2 separate regions of the Mus musculus genome follow, and region 2 is linked to region 1. The links are chromatin loops, found by intact Hi-C in ENCODE. Cell type or tissue: left cerebral cortex. All regions are shown on one strand. Each heading gives the region's core, and the rest is flanking DNA. Links, peaks and the distances in the headings are about the cores only.

Region 1 (8,326 bases), core at 219-8,218:
CCATGAGCATATAATGCTTTTCTCTTTCCAATTCTTCCATGTTGGGATCTAGAAAACTGGGAACAAGAGTGACCTTGAGTGGTTAGGAGCTCAATGAACCATGGGTGCCCGCACCAGTCAGTAGCTCACAGGGCATGCCCTGCCCTCATTCTGGAAGATGCTCACAAGTTAGAGGTGGCAGGTGGCTCACTGGTAGATTCTCAGTGCTTGGGACATAATTGCTGCCTGGATAGATGGATGGACAGAAAGACCAGATGGACATATCTCACCCATGACTGCAGACTGCCCCTCAGGACAGCACACCTCATCTCTTCCTAGGGGAATCAGTCTCTTGCGGTCTCAGCCGGGCTCTCAGCCTGGAACTGCCCAGCTCCTTTCATAAAAATCACTGAGTCTACCAACTCACACAGACCTTGAGTGTGGGAGGAGCTAAGACCAGAAGTCCACCAACAAAGAAGCTGAGAGACTGAGGACCAAAGTGAGTCCCACCCTGAACTGCTGGTGGGGACAGAATGAATCATAGGTTCCAAGGACAGTGAAGGCAGACCTGGCTGGGGGTGGGGTCTCTTATGAGGCAAACACTGTTAGAACCAAGGAGAGCATTCTCTGGGCATTGGCTCTGGCGTAAGAGACCTGTCAGCATCAGTCAGGGCATCGAAACCAGAAACTTCTCCATAGGAGAAGCTAAGGCGTGAGAGTTAAGGAGTCCTTCAAGCTACCTAAGGCAGACCTGGGGTCTGGAGCCAAAACCCAGGCTCTTCTCCTTTACCCACTGTGTCACACAGAAGCGGTTGCACTAGGTGGGGGCATGGGTTCAAGTAGAGCCTCCCCGTCTTAAGGGTCACCATCCAGAAAATCAGCCTCTCGGTATGGTTCTCTGAATAGATTGGTGCACTGTGATCAGAAGATATACATGAGAAGGGGACTGAGGCTGGAGGTGCGTTGCAAGGCTTCCTGGAGTAGTCACCATATAAGGCCCAAAGCCAACAGTTGTGATGGCAGTATTTACCAGAAGGTTCCCAGGAAATGTGTGAACTGACTCCAAAACAATGTTTTCTTGGATCTTCGATGTCTGACCAAACAACCTACAACACAGTGTTCTGCCTCTCAACAGCTGCACTCCAGACACACTGGCCTTCCTCCCACAGCATGGTCTTGGATCTATCTGCCCCAGGGCCTTTACACATGCTGCTTCCCCCAGAACAGCATTTTCCACCTTTCATATCATCAGCTTCCTCTGATCTTTGGATTTTAAACGAAAAGTCTTCTCAGAGATACCTTCCCTGATCATCCCTCTGGTGCAAATTTAGTCACCTCCCAGTTATTCAAGTTTACTTCCAAGGAGAAAAATCTACATCCATGATACAGCTGTGTCTTGGTTTGTTTGACCCATCTTCCCCTTAGTATTGTGGGTGCCTTAGGGCAAAGGATGTGAACACCTGCTCCAGTGGCTGCTTTGCCTCAGCACCCAACATGCAGAAGACACACAATATAGACCTAGATAGATGGATGGGTGGATGCATGGATGGATGGATGAATGACTGAATGAATGGGTGGGTGGATGGGTGGATGGGTGGATGGATGGACAGTTGAGTGGATGGATGTTTGTATGGATGATGGATGAATGAGTGAGTGGGCAGGTGGGTGGATATGTGGGTGGGTGGATGGATGGATGGACAGATGGATGGGTAGATGAATGGATAAGTAGGTAGGTGGTGAATGGATGAATGGGTAGGTAGATGGATGGATGAATGGATGGACAGATGAGTGGATGGATGGACAGACAAGTGGATGGATGGATTGGTGGATGGATAGCTAGATGGATGGATGGACAGATGGACAGATGGATGAATGGATGTAGAGATGAGTGGATTGAAGGACGCATGCAAGAATAGGTGAATAGATAGGTGAATGCAAGTATGGCTGGGTAAGTGGGTGGGTGGATAAATTTATGGATTGGTAGATGAACGGATAGATGGCTACTGCATTATAAATACCACCTTTAGGCAGAGGACTTGGACACCTAACTTTCTTTGTACGACTGTGAGAAATCAAGTCTGGTAACATGAGGTACGACGAGGTGAAGGGACAGGACTATTATCACCTGCTCTACGATAGAGGGAATTGGGGATGGCTTCCCAGAGATGAATTTCTTCTCAACCTTAATGTTGCTAGGAGCCAGTGAGGCTGAGGTAACAGCACCCACAGGGTGGGCTCTTCCATGCGGGGTGTTTTACCCAGAGTGGCCCTTACTCCACTGTTTGTGACGAGAAGGTAAATGGTTAAGATGAAGGTAGCTGGAGATGTCACAGTTGCTAAAAGCATTGGCTGCTCTTCCAAAGGGCCAGGGCTTAATTTCCAGTACCTATATAGCAGCTTACCACCGTCTAACCCCAGTCCCAGAGGCTCTGATGTCCCCTATTGGCTTTGGGGAGCACCAAGCATGCATGCAGTGCATAGACAAACACAGGCAAAATGCCCATACACATAAAACAAAAATAAATAAATCTTTAAAACAATGCTGATCCTTAGGCACCAACCTAATGAGCTGGAACCTTTAAGGCCCTCCAGAACATCTGCATTCTCATGTGCTATCCCAGCAGTCTCTGAGCCCAAAACCCAGTCTCTTTTTGTTAGTCAGGAACCAGCAGTCCAACTGAGCCAAGGAGCAAGCTGCCAACAAGCCGTCCATATGTATGCCCACAGACCAAGCTTGCTCTTGGTCCTTGAGGTGGGGATAAGCTCAGCCTTTCCTCCAAGACTCAAAATCAATCAATCAATCTCTCTCCTCCACCACCTTCCTTGGCAGTTCCAAAGAATCTGAGCTGACCCCATCCTTTAAGCCCTGCTAAGTCATGGTGACCCTGTTCCTCATGGGCTGCTGAGTCACCGCCAGAAACCTGTAAACTCAGTCCAAGCATCATTCACAGGAGGTAGGAGATGCAAGAGCATGAGTTAGTTTTTTGGTTTTTGTTTTGTTTTGTTTTTTGAGAGAGAGAGAGAGATCTGTATGACTGACTTTGACGTTTCTGCCTCTGGCAGCCATTTATTGTCTTGTGAGGTAGACAATCGTCCAACTGTCAACAAACACACATCATCAACATCACAGCTACACATCATCATCTTCGCTGCACGTGCCAGAATTCCCATGGAGAGGCTGGGAGCTCCCCCAGCTCTGAGTACCCACCACACAGGGGCAGACAATCCTCCAGTGTCCCAGATAGAGAATCTGGTGAGCTGAATGACTGGCCCCATGAGAAACTGAGACAGAAGGAAGAATCTAGAGCCTGTGGGAAGCCAGTGGGGCAAGCCACTGTTTTTTGTCCAGAGCCTCAGTTTTCCCTCTGTAGAATGGGTGTCCACCCTGATCCTGTCTTACCGAATATGATGTCCTGGTGCCATTTCCAGTAGCCCTCCTCTGGTGTCACTGCAGCTCCCTGAAGATCCTATGGGGGAACCAAATTTCTGCCTATTGGACACAGAGTAAGGCAGATAGACACAAGATACGGTTGACTTGTGAGGCCAGATATCAGAAGAACCATCCCAGCCTCTGCCTCCCTCTTCTGGGTAGCTGCAGCCACTTCAGGACCCACCAGAGACGGATGCAGAGGCCTCCACCCACAGAAACTGCACGAGCTAATACCGAGTTATCGCTGCTTCCCGGTAACGAGTCTCAAGTCTCGGGGCTGTTTGTTTCACAGTTACAGACAGCTGACACACAGAGAGAAATGGATAGAAACACACCAAAATACGATCATCAATCCTTGGTATTTACTGTTCCTGGGTGCCAGCCAGACTCTGCTCATGATTTCTGCTCATTCCCTGGGTACACACCAACATAGAGTTGCTTCACAGATGAGCAAAGTGTGCCCAGAAACAGGGAGCTACTTGCCCAAGGGCACACAGCCTGATAGGGATGTTAGCAGGTCTATCAGTCTCTGAATTGCAGCACACTCTGCATTCCAAGCGAGGATATGGACTCCCCGCCACCACCACCCCCGCCCCCGCATTAGTGTTACCTTCTAATGGGGTGTTTTTCCCTGTGGGGAAGACATAAATGTCCGTGTGTCGGCAATCCTTCGGGGCAAGTCAGCAGAGACCTCAGCATCAGGGACTTCTCGGATGGTAGCAGGGAGCCACGTGCTGGAGAAAAGCCCAGACCCTGGAGGGAATCTCAGGAACTTAGCAAGGATGGCTGGGCTGCTGTCTGCCGGAGCCGCAGGGGTTAAAGAGAAAGGCTGGTTTGAAGAAATTCTCTAAGCTGGTGTTAGATCAGGAGGAGAAGGCAAAACGCTTGTAAATTCCACCCGGGGAATTGGGCCCCGAATCGGCTCACCTTTCGTGGACACCCCCGCAGCCCCCGCCCCGCCTGAGAGGACAGCTGACCTTTGGAGGGAAATAATGAAAAGAAGAAATTCCTTGGAGAAAATAATGTGTCCGGGCCTCAGTAATGAGATCGGCTCCTTTCATGTTGCCATGGCGACGGCAGTCATCTTATAATACAAACCCATGAATGGTCCGGGCGGGCAGCCTCACAGCCGAGGGGCCAGGGAGGGGGTTAGCCTCTTGCAGGCTGGGGTCAGGGGCCACCGGGCCTCATTTCCCCGAGATGCAGCCTGGCTCCGGGGTCTCCGGGGCTGGGGGCTTGGGCCTAGCTGACAGTTGCACCACAGCCCTGGGTTCACGGGAACTTTGCAGCCTGATGCTGGCGGCACCTTCTTGGCTAAGCAGCCGCTGCAACCCACATGCGGGGTTACTCTGCAGCTGCTGCCTAAGGGAGACACGGGAGCTTCACTGTCAGATCAGGAAACTGAGGCACAGGTCGCAAAATGAGCTCCTCCTGGTTCAGTTCTTAGGCCACAGCTATGTGTGGTCCAGACCACTGTTGGGCCGGGACCTCTCGGCAGCAGGGAAGTGGTTAGAGGCTGAAAAGATGCTCCTCTCAGACTGACAGGACTATGGAGGACCACCTGTGTGTGAAAACACACTGGGCTGGGCTAGCCTGGTGGCAGAGCACCATGTGACACTCATAAAACCCTGGGTTCCATCGCCCAGAGCCTCCCTATGATTGACATCTGACAAGTTACAGCTGCCGTTTGTCAGTGGAATGGGGCTGGAGAGCTCAGTGGTCACATAGATTTTTTTTTTTCTTGCAAGCATGAGAAGGCAGAATGGATGCCCAGAACCCAGGCAGGACCCAACGCAAGAACAAGGATTTGCCAGCCCAGGGATCTTGCCCAGTGATGGGAGGCAGAGACAGGAGGGTCCCTGGAAGTTCTATGGCCAGCTAGCTAGAGTACACACAGCACATAAGAGGACCTGTTAAAATAAGGTTGAGGGTGAGGATTGAGACCTGAGGTTGTCCACTGATCTCCACACCTATGCCACAGCACACTTACACACGTGAACACACACATCACACTCATATACATACATACATACATACATACATACATACATGTACGCAAATGTTTAAAGTGTGTGCATGTATGTAACAGCAGGAAGGATGGTGCACAGGGAAAAGTCTCTGTTAGAACTAAACCAAAGTACAGTGTAAGCCTCAGCAGCGTGGTGCCCACACCCCTGCGCTGCCCTGCACTTTGCGTGGGCGGTGCTCTTCCTTTAGGGTTGAGGGTACTCTGCCTAGATGGGTTATTGCAGCTCAAGGACACTGCGGGAGACAGAGAACACTGTCTGAAAGCAGACTCACGGGACACACAGGTGAGGCAGGGGGTCTTCAGGAGGGAGGCCTAGAGGAGAGTGGCAAGAGAGGAATGGATGCAACAAGGAGAAGAAGGGAGGAATCAGAGAGGAAAGAGGAGAGGGAGGAGGAAGGGGAGGAGGGAGAAGAGGAGGGAGGAGGGGAAGAGGGGGAGGAGGGGGAAGAGGAGGGGAAGAATTGGGATAGGAGGGAGAAGAGGGGAAAGAGGGGGAAGAGAAGGGGGAGGAGGAGGAAGAGGGGGAAGAGAAGGGGGAGGAGGGAGAGGAGGGGGAAGCGGGGGAAGAGAAGGGGGAAGAATTAGGGTAGGAACGAGAGGAGGGGGAGAAGGAGGGGAGGGAGGAGGGAGATGGGATTGAGAGGAGAGGGGAAGGAGGGGAAAGAAAGGAAGGAGGGGGAAGAGAAGGGGAAGAATGGGGGAGGGAGAGGAGGGGGAGGAGGGGGAAGGTGAGAAGGAAGGAGAGGAGGGGAAGGATAGGGGAGGAAGAGAAGGAGGAGGGGGAGGAGAAAGAGGGGGAGGAGGGGGAGGGAGAGCAGGAGGGGGAGGAGCTTAATGAGAGGGGAGGCAGCAGGTGGTCTGAGGCTTCAGAGCTGGGCAAGGGAGAACTGCCAGCTACCGTGTGACCTTGGGGGAAAATGCAGTCCCACATGGCTTCCTCGTCCACAAAGACTCTCCCAAGAGGTCCTGGGAGCAAAAGAGAGAGGGAGGGACAGGGCTAGGATGGAAAGGCCCCTCGCATAGTGAAAATGCAGCCCCCACCTCTGCACAGCCTTGTGGCCCTCTTCCTCCTCCTTACCCTTGGAAGCCACAGGCCGTGGGAACCAGGGCTGTTCCAGCAGAGACCCCCAGGCAGAGACGTAGTGATGGCATCCCTTAAAATAACAGTGTGGGTAAGCTTTTTATAGGTCTCTGTCTGACAGGACAAGTTAGAGGGATTTCTGACTGCAGAAAAATCCGGAGATGTCAGGCATGTGGTGCCTGCAAGAGAGCTGGGCGTGGTGCGTCTTGAGGGGTGTGGTTAACTGTCCGCCTCAGCTGTGTCCTTTCTTCTTGCCTCATGGGAAAGAGACTCCGTGACTTGGTGCCTCCTGGACCAGCCCCGCTGAGCACCATCCCATGTGGTTCCTCATGAAATCCCCACAGGTCATGTCATGTCATAAGTGAAGAAACAGAGACTCGGATCAGACATGTAGCTCAAGGTCACTGAGCTTATGAGAAACCTGACTGGGAACCGATCAGCCACCTACCTCCTTGGGAGCCTGGGCTCCTAACGCTAGGTGCTAGTCCTGAGGCTCTAGTGTCTGTGCCCTCGACCTGTAGCTTTAGAAATCTTAGGTGAGACAGTAGTTCCCAGGGCTCAGGAACAGCAAGTGCTGTATGGAGAACACTAGAGTCAGGATCAGCTGGAGCCCTGCAAGGAGTCCCACACCAATCTACAGAAAAAACTCCAAGTAGAAGAAAATGTCAGTCCAGGGCAGCTAACAAGATGACAGATGTCTCTCTATCCCCCTGAGTGTCTGTGCTGCTGTAGATGGAGCTGCTTCAGTTAAGTACGGAGCCAATGCAGCTCCATCCTAGGTGCCCTATGTGACCTTGGGCTCCGTGCTTCATGGACACGTGAGGGACAGCCATTCCGTTTCATCATTTGCACAGACAAGGAAACCCAGGGTCTAAAAGGCAGAACCCAGTCTCCAGTCTCCTAGCGGCTTCAGCCGCAGGCTGCCAGTCCTTGCGTGAAGTGCACAGCTTGCCCACAGGCTGCTGCAAGAACAGCCTGGTGACCCCGTGACCTCATTGGCAATAGTCCTCCCAGCCTGGGGCTGGATGGTGTCACCCAGACACCTGAGGGTTGTCTCGGACTCCTCAGCCTTCCAGTTCCTGAGAAGCCTATGGTGCTGAGCACATCTGGCCAGTTGGCCAGAGCTGTAGACAACATCTGGGAAGAGGTAGGGAGGGAAGAGGGGAGGGAGGGAAGGAGGAAGGGAGGAGGGAGGGATCCCACTATCTGATGGACAGGACCTTGGACCTGTTCCAGATGGGCCAGGTGAGAGCTATAACTTCAGGTCCTAAAAGTTTGTGTTTTTCCATGTAGGTATGCATGGCGTGTGTTTGTGTGTGTGTGTGTGTGTGTGTGTGTCAAGTTGTTGGGAAAAGTGTATGCACGCATATGTGGTATGTGTACAAGTGTTCCTGTCTGCATGGGTGCCTGCCTTTGTCTAGCTGTGCAGACCTGAATAAACCTTGGTGAAGCTGCTCCCTGCACCAGGTCACGCAATTCTCTGAGTTGTTTTTTGCTGTGGCTCTGCCGAGATAGTCTGGGGGGATACCAGCAGGCCAAAGCTGGACAGACACCCTCCTGCCCAGACATTTCTGGTGCTTCATAGACCGGTGGTGGAGGTCCTTCTGCATCCCCCACCCACCCTGGGACAGCCTGCTGCAGGAATGTGGGATTCTATCTTCTCCCAGACAGCGTCAGCCATTCAGGGCCCTTTCCCTCTGGCTTGCAGCCAGGTTTAAGAGTTTTACAAAAATTCCCAAGACCTTTAGCCGCCTTGCGTTGAGAAGACAGGGCTGTGGCCTGCAGAGAAGTGTGAGGCTGGGAGCTG
Region 2 (8,326 bases), core at 168-8,167, 87 kb before region 1:
AGCCACCGAACACAGTGCTACTTTTTAACAACGTCATTCTTCATACCATGCAAGGCATGCCTACAGGTTGGATGCCTGCTTGCCACCTTACAACCCAACCATTTAAATCAGAAATACAGCTCTGTACTAGCTCACTGGCAGATGGAAGGCAGTATTCCACCAAACACAATGCCCATTGGATGCTGTAGTGTGCAGCCCCGCCCTCCAGGCTCTCAGGCAGGTCTGGGGTTAAAACTGCAGGATGCATAAATGTGCATAATTAATGCTCCTGGTTGAATATGCAGATTGACAATCAGGATTGACTTGCGGCTAATTGATCAGCTGTCTGCAATCACAGCGTTCAACACCTTGCTTACACACCCTGGAGAGCACCATGGCCTGCCTGGTTCAGGCTTATTCTGAAAATGGTCCCTCAGCCTATAGGCACCCCCACAGTCTGCAGCACCCCCATACACACACCCTGAAGCATCCCAAGCTTACAGAACCCGCACAGCTCCCTGACTGCTCCCCACAGTCAGACATACCCCCACAGCCAGCAGAATCCCTCCACAGACCACAGACCTCCCCAACAGCTAGCGTCCCTTGTACTTCAGAGCAGTTGCTGTTCAGTACTGTCCAGGGAAGAGGCCTGCTGTTATGCCAATGTGGGAGTAACAGATAGGAAGGACATTTTACTTGGTGTTCCACCTCTAATAGACGGGAGAGTCCTGCTTGCAATCCAGACTGTGAGTTCTAGGAGACATGCATGGAATCCTCCGGGTAGATCAAATCTATCCAACACTGGGGGTGGATCTTCCAGACACTGGGGACTTTACATAACTCAGGAAGTCATGAAGGTGATATTAAGAGGAAGACTTTCTGTGAGATGACGAAGCAGTGAGGTCTTCCATCCTCATGAACAAATCAAGCTGTTCGAACAGGAGTGGCTTCCTGGCTTCCGTCCAGCTGTCTTTCTGTCTGGTTGTGGCTCAGCTGAACCCTTGCACTTCTGAGCCTCCAGAACCTCAAGCCAGAGACACTTCTGCTCACAATTTTTCCAGTCTGCGATATTAACAACACAAGAAGCAGGAAGCAGGGCTGCACAGCTTCACCCTATCCGTGGTGGCAGACCTGAGCCAGGGTCTGAGGACAGGCCAAGGCGGGTGAAGGCAAACACCTAGGTGAGAATGGAAAGCCAGGGAGTGGGAGGACTATGGAAAGATGAGAAGGAGCACCTCCTTCTGGATAAGTCCCCAGAAAGAAGGGCTGAAGGGCCTCAGCTCCAGCAGGCTGCAGGAAGACATCAACAGCTGCCAAAGGATCGAACATTCTAGAGAGAGAGGTCTCCACTGGCCTCGGGACTGCATCTGCCTCTTTCCCAACCACACACAGTTCTCTCTGGCACAGATCCTCCCCTCTCCCCCCTTCACTCACGGTGGGGGCTGATGGATAGGCTTTCCCACCTTCTTGGGGACAGAGATGGAGGCAGAAGTCACAGACCTAATTAGACTCAGAAGGCAAAAGTGGACAGACTACTGAGGCACAAGTAGAAACTTCTCTCTCTTCAGCAGGGGTCACCCGAGGGTCACCTGTTACTGTGAGTAGTTCCACACATCCTGGAAGGTTGCACCCGCCAATATGAAGGGACCCAGTCCTGACAAACACAGGAGAATTTTGCTACCTGTTTCCCCAGAGGAGCAGTGGTTTAATGAAGGTTCAGAACAGGAAAGAACTTGGGGCTTTCTCCTTGTGGAGTGAGAGAGAGTGCCTGCAGGTCTCCCAGGCATCTTCTCTTCTTGTTCATAGCTTCTTGCCAGCTGCTCGCTCATGTCCTTCTCCAACACCCTCACCTAAGGTAAATGACCACACCCACTGCCCACAGCCAACTTTATAGAATAGAGAACACATGTTGGCTTCATTTTATTCATTACTGTTGCTGTTGTTGTTGCTGTTGTTGTTGTCATTGTGTGTGGTATGTATATGTTCTGGGCTTATGTGTAGGGTTCAGAGAGCAGTTTATGGAGCTGGCTCCCCTCTTCCACATTTACATGCTGGGCTGGCTGGCCTTTATCAACTTGACACAAACCTAGGTATAATGCATTATGAGAGAATCTCAATTGATAAATTATCACCGCCAGATTAGCCGGTAGGGAAGTGAGTGGGGGCACTGCCTTTGTGGTGACTGATGTGGGAAGGTTCAGTTCATTGTAAGCATTGACATCCCTGGGCAGGTGGTCCTGGGTTGTATAAGCAAGCAGGCTGAGCAAGCCAGTAAGCAGCACCCCTCCATGGTCTCCGCTTCAGCTCCTGCCTCCAGGTTCCTGCCCTGACGTTCCTGTCATGACTTCCCCTGATAATGGACTCTAAATCTGTGGACAGAAAGCAAATTAGAACACGAGGACTCTGGAGAGCAATTCTGGTCATCAGCAAGGCACTTTTCCTCCTGAGCCTCTTGCTGGCCCCGTTTTACTATTTTTAAAATGAGAAATAAACACTATGTTGCACTTCTGTGTAGGCTCCTCATCCGGAAGCACCTGCGCTGTGGAGAGTAGAGACAGGTGAGGGTGTGCTGTTTACTTGCTTGTCACAATTCTGTGAGTGCCACTCTCTCACAGAGACATTGAGAGCAGCTACAGCACCCGCCCCCCCCCCCCCCAACCCACGGGCTTGCTTTCCTCGGCATCTGCTGGTCTGTGGCCAACTGCTGTCTAAAAAAAAGAGAAAACTCTAGAAGTAAATAATTCATACATTTTAAATGGCTTTAATTTTTTATTTTCTTTGCTTTTCTGTGTATGGGTGTGTGCCTGAGTGAATGCCTGAGCACCGAGTGGATACAGTATCCACCCAGCCCAGCAGAAGGAATCAAAACCCCAGGAAATGCATTGAGTTGGTAATGGAGCACCTGTCCTCTGGAACAGCAGTCAGTGCTCTTGACTGCGGGCTGTTATTGTCTTGGCCCTCTAAGTAGCTTTTATTACTGTCCATTACCTGATCTGTTTTTATCAATAGTTGTTTGCTCTCTCGTTGTGCCAAGTTATGAGGTGACTTTTACTGCAGGATTATGTGCAGGAGCAAATGGCAGTCTCTTAGCTTTAGGTTTCTGCTGGGATTTGAGACAGACAGCCTGTGGGACTATACTTCACACTGTTGCTAACTCCCTAATTCTTGAAGGCCTGCTTTCCGTATGTCTATAGGACTAATGCTGCCGTCTTAGTTAGGGTTTTTACTTCTGTGAACAGACACCATGACCAAGGCAACTCTTATAAGGACAACATTTAGTTGGGCCTGGCTTACAGGTTCAGAGGTTCAGTCCATTATCATCAAGGCAGGAACGTGGCAGCATTCAGGCAGACATGGGGCTGGAAGAGCTGAGAGTTTTACATCTTCATCTGAAGGCTGCTAGGAGAAGACTGGCTTCTAGGCAGCTAGGAATAGGGTCATAAAGCCCATACCCACAGTGACACACCTACTCCAACAAGTCCACACCCACTCTAACAAGGTCACACCCACTCCAACAAAGACACACCTATACCAACAGGGCCACACCTCCTCCAACAGGACCACACTCCCTCCAACAGGACCACACTCACTCCAACAGTGCCACACCTACTCTAACAAGGCCACACCCACTCCAACAAAGACACACCTATACCAACAGGGCCACACACACTCCAATAGAGCCACATTTCCTCCAACAAGACCACCCCTATTCCAACAGGGCCACACCTTCTTATCATGCTACTCCATGGGCCAAGCATATACAAACCACCACAGCTGCACATACAAAGCTGAAACCGGCCATGAGCTGGGGCAGACAGGCCCTTCCAAGTGCCTGAGCAGTTAAAATTACCCAACAGACACCCATTTTCTAGCTAGATACCCTAGAAGCTCTCTCTTAGAAAAAAAGTCTTGGTGGAAAATACTTGATGTGAATTTGCGGTTTTCTATCCTGACCTACAATAGGCGTAATCCTATTAACTTCTTAAAGCACCCCAAGGCCACTTTCCTACTGTCAACTATGCAGACTGAATCTTCTGTGACAGTTCCCATCCCAGTCTGTTATTTCACCCCTGCTGCCTCTCAGGCCAAACCGAACATGCTTTGTAGCTTTCTGCTCTGATTTTGAATCCCAGGGTTCACTGTAAACCTGGCTAAAAGCAGCCAACAACAACCATGCCACAATTTCCTCCACTAAATTAATTGGGTGTCTCTAGGTAGTCCTAGCTGGCCTGGGATTCTCTAAGTAGACCAGCCTGGCCTTGAACTCACAAAAATCCACCTAAACTTCCCCCCCCCCCAAAGTGCTGGGATCACACCCTGCTTAGCCCCACACTCAAATTTTCAGGAAAAGGGGCAAAATATGCATAGACAAACTATTTGCCAATGTGTAGAATGGATAGCCTCTAGTCTGGCTCCCATTGGAGTCCTGTTTGCTCAGTTTGAGAGCTCCTGAGTACAGTCCTTATTGTCCACATGTCTCTCAGTCTGATCTTCCACAGTCCTGCTGGGATGGCCCATGAATCTCTGCTTATAGCACTGTGGGGTTTCCTCAGCCATTCCTCCTACTGCCATATCTACGTGATTGGGATCAGTCATGGTGACTTCACCTCTGGTAGCAGTTTTCTGTTAGTTCCTGCCTTGTGACCTGGTGACTGACAGAGGAAACCAAAGTGGTTACAATTTATTTCTACTCAGGGTTCCAGAGGGAGCGACACAGTTCAGAGCTGCAGGATTGCCTGGCAGAGGCTGTTCACAGCATAGTGAACCAGAAACCAGTGAGACATAACTTGCATTGGGCATTGCCTTTGAATCCTGCCCCCGGTGGCTTGTTTCAGCCACTACACTCCATGAAGTAAAGTTACTTGGTCGTTCAAATAGCACCTACCTGAGACTAAGTATTCATGGCATGTTTAGAGTCAAGTCATGATGGTCACCATGAGCCCATTGTTCTGCTCCAGAACAGACCTCAGAGCAGCAAAGACTAAAACCCATGATGCTATGAGCCAACCTGGACCTTGATTCTTTGTAAGTTGATTGTATGAGTATCAGTTACAGCAGCAAAGGACAGGCAAGCAGAACCTTCTTCCCTCATGATGGTTTGGGGCACCTGAGTATGTACACTGTGTGCTGTAGGAGCTACTGTGACCAGCATCTACTACCTGAGACACCAGACACTATTTCTGCTTGTCTCTTTACCTTTGTTGGCCTTTATGGGCAGAAGCAAATTGCAAGGTCAACCCAGCTGCCAGAAGAGGTCCCAAGATCCCTGTACCTGTTAACAGAATGTGTAGGGGAGGGGACATACCACTGCCATCCTGAGCCCTTATACCCCTCTGCCTTTTGAAGATTCAGCCTGTGGGGGCCTGTCACGCACTTGCTGTGTAACATCCAAGGGGGCACAATGAGTCACACTGCCTCGACTGGCTCTAGCATGCTGACAACCACCCCAAGTCTGCCTGGACCTGGGGAAACAGTGCTATCCTAGTTATAAGACTCCTCTCCTTTTCATCCCTGTGTTCTGGCCACAAGCCATTTTCCCTTCCTAAACATGCCACCAGCCCTCCTGTCAGGGGCTGCCTAGAACACTGTCCCCTGCCTCTCCCAGCCAGGTTCAGTCCCCTGTCCTTCTGACCTCCAGGGGTGGACTTTGTGCTGAGTTTGTGTTCTCTCCCGGCCCCTGTGAACACCAGCAATCACTCACTTCAACCATCATCAAACTGCAGTCTCGGCTCCCAGGAGGACTGTCGTTACGCGTCTATGTCCCTGAACACTGAGTCCAGAGCAGGACACAGTGTCGTCCCTCCATGCTTGCCTGTGGGAGGGATGGAATGGAGGGACAGGAGACAGATGTAGGACATCAGCCATAGAAAAACCCCACTGAATGCTTGTCTGTCTCTCGCCATCACCTCAAGGGCAGAACCAAAGCCCCAGGTCCCGTGCTCCTGACATCTTTGTCCACTTCCCCACCTACTCCAGACTCTGGGACAGCAAAGCTCAAAGGCTCTGGGCAGCCACAACCCCATTGCTCTATAAGCCTCTAAGTAACCAGAGATAAAGGGAAGAGGAACACAGAGGTCTGTAGGGTGACCCCTCAGAAACCCCAGGAATTGGGTGAGACTTGAGGGCACTTTTATTCAGACAGTGTACAGGCCTGCATTCCATGCCACCCAGGGCCTATCAGATGTCGCTGCATAGAAAAGGTCCTGTGTGGCAATCAGGACCTGGACTCCAGCTTGATGGGCATCTGCCATCTACTGGCCCTTCCCAACCTTCCCAGCTTGACCCATGTTATAGGGAGGAACCAAGTCCTGAAGACAGCACCCGACTTGCCCGAGGCTAGTGATGTCATGAGACAGGGTGGTAAGAAACAAAGCCTGGAAAGGCAATGTCCCTCTCACCTCTCTGACAAGCACAAACATCGCCACACATGTACACATGCCTGGGCCACTGTGCTCACACCTAACCACGACATGATAACAGTCACGTCAGATTCACCTTCCAGAAACATCCTCTACCTCAAGGGCCAGCCTCAGGCAACCCCACCATGACAGTAGCCGCGTGGGGAGGGGCAACTGTAGAGAACAGCTGTCTGGGGAGCATGTGAAGGGGTAGGGCTAGAAACATGGTGGGCGTTCCCAGAGTAGGAGAACATTTGTCAGCCACGGGATCTGAGCAGCACAAACCCTGGTGTCCTCACAGTTCCCTGGAGAACGAGGCAGAGCAGATGCACAGCGCCCCTCAGCGACTCTCTGGCAGTTAGACCCGTCTCCTGTTGAGTTTCACCTACTTCCTGGGTCTGGCTCCTTCCTGGGGTCTGTCCACAGAACCCAGGACTAATGCAGTGCCCCCCATGAAGGAGATGGCTTGCCTGCCAGACCAGCCAGCCCTCCATTAATGCTGTAGGCTAGCACGGACCATCCTAATCTGTTTGATTTCTAAAGCAAATGACTTTGGCAGTTTGGGGAGGCTGGGGAGACATAGACACTTATTCTTCAAACCAGGCCATGTCTTCAATAGGAAAGGGAAGGGAAGAAGCCAGAGAAAACAGAAAACAGGCACCCGGGGCCCTTTAGCGGTGAGACACACACCACGCCAGCTTGCTCCAATCCTCAAGGACTGACCTTCAATCTCAGGAAAGCAAGAGCATCTTCTACCCCCAAACTCAGAGGCTCCCTGCCTTCCAACAGGTAGCAAGCGCACAATAAACATGCACGCGGCCCATCTGCAGCACCCAGACGGTTTCCTTGAGTTGTCCTTCAGCGGAGTTGACTAGGAAAAGGACAGCGAGCATGATTAAAGCGGCATGTGAGTCGCCATAAATAATAAATCAATAACCGTCGGTGATTCACCCGGCGCTCTTCAACTGGATTTAAAACAAAAAAATTAAATATAGAACAAAAGGAGCGGCGAAGGAAACGGGAGGGAGCGGGAGGCAGATCTTCCTGCTGTTCCCACCTTAGACAGGACCCTCCGGAGGGACTGCGCTGTGGCCCCGGGTGGGGGTTGGGTGGCTCTGCGGGGGGTCGTTGCTGGATGAAGGCATCCTGCTGACACCTCGGTGCAAGGTGTGTGGAAGGAAGCATAACAGAGTCCTGTGGTGGGTCCCGCCAACTCGTCCTGGAGATGAGGGGAGTGTGCGAGGCCTGGGAAGAGGAGAAAACATATCTAGAAGCTTGGGGCTTTCTCAGGTCAAAAGGCACCCACCCAATGAACAGCAGACTCTGTAGCGAGGTAACAAGCCCGTTCTGACACCTGCTGCATGTGGGTCCTGGTGACAAGGACGGGCCCTGCTTTTCTGCACGCAACCAGCACAGGAGAGCCACAGGAAGGGTGGGGCAAGAGGTGGCAGCAGATAGGGAACAAAGATGACCTCATAGGCAGTCCTCTTAGGCCCTGATCATTATGGTGTCCCGGTAAAGAAAAGATACTGAGATGGCGTGCTCTCCTCCCACTCACCACCGTCCGAGTGTCCTAGGATATTCCTGGGCAGAACCCTGAGGTCCAAAAGGCCTGACCACTCTTGCCTGAGCCCAGGGGAGGTGTCTGCAGGCTTGTGCAGGCTGCAGAAGGCCATGGAATTGAGTCTCCGAGCCAAGGGCTCTGGAACAGCAGGGAGAATGAAGCGGGAAGGAGCCTGAGGTGGGGTGGGTGACATTCTTTCTGTCTGGTCATCACACAGCCCCGTTGGCCTTGGAATGGCAGCTGTGGAAGCAGAAACTTAGCTCCTGATGGAGAAATCTTCCCACAGCACGGAAGGATTCTCATCCAAGTCAAAGTGGTACATGCACTTCTGACCTCCAGCCTTCACCAGAGAGGCCTGGGAGAAGAGGAAGAGGAGGAGGAGGAG

Evidence for each region. Hi-C counts contacts between places; a loop is a spot of excess contacts. Peaks named below come from ENCODE experiments on the same cell type or tissue, not always from the same donor. Only the 100,000 strongest peaks of a DNase experiment are listed, where the experiment ranks them.
Region 2: it touches region 1 in a loop (2.3-fold over the local background); 2 of 42 quality-filtered maps call a loop at or near these places.

What each region holds. Positions count from the first base shown.
Region 1 is chr5:111,577,564-111,585,889 of GRCm38, reverse strand. C130026L21Rik (RIKEN cDNA C130026L21 gene) reads right to left here and starts at 4,329. Exons shown (of 4, transcript NR_015546.2): 1 at 4,020-4,329; 2 at 3,594-3,711; 3 at 3,380-3,469; 4 at 1-56. RefSeq lists an enhancer at 7,594-8,326. In left cerebral cortex, for the core only: a CTCF peak has its summit at 3,560 (motif pointing left); DNase peaks (open chromatin) are centred at 3,777, 4,265, 4,461, 6,697 and 1 more place; H3K4me3 peaks cover 1,691 bases; H3K27ac peaks cover 2,119 bases.
Region 2 is chr5:111,664,568-111,672,893 of GRCm38, reverse strand. Gm36434 (a long non-coding RNA gene) reads right to left here. Exons shown (of 3, transcript XR_389526.3): 2 at 7,936-8,296; 3 at 6,156-7,622. Among named protein-coding and RNA genes, the nearest start is that of Gm36434, 4.9 kb to the right of the region's middle. In left cerebral cortex, for the core only: CTCF peaks have their summits at 4,801, 6,546 and 6,748; DNase peaks (open chromatin) are centred at 773 and 6,630.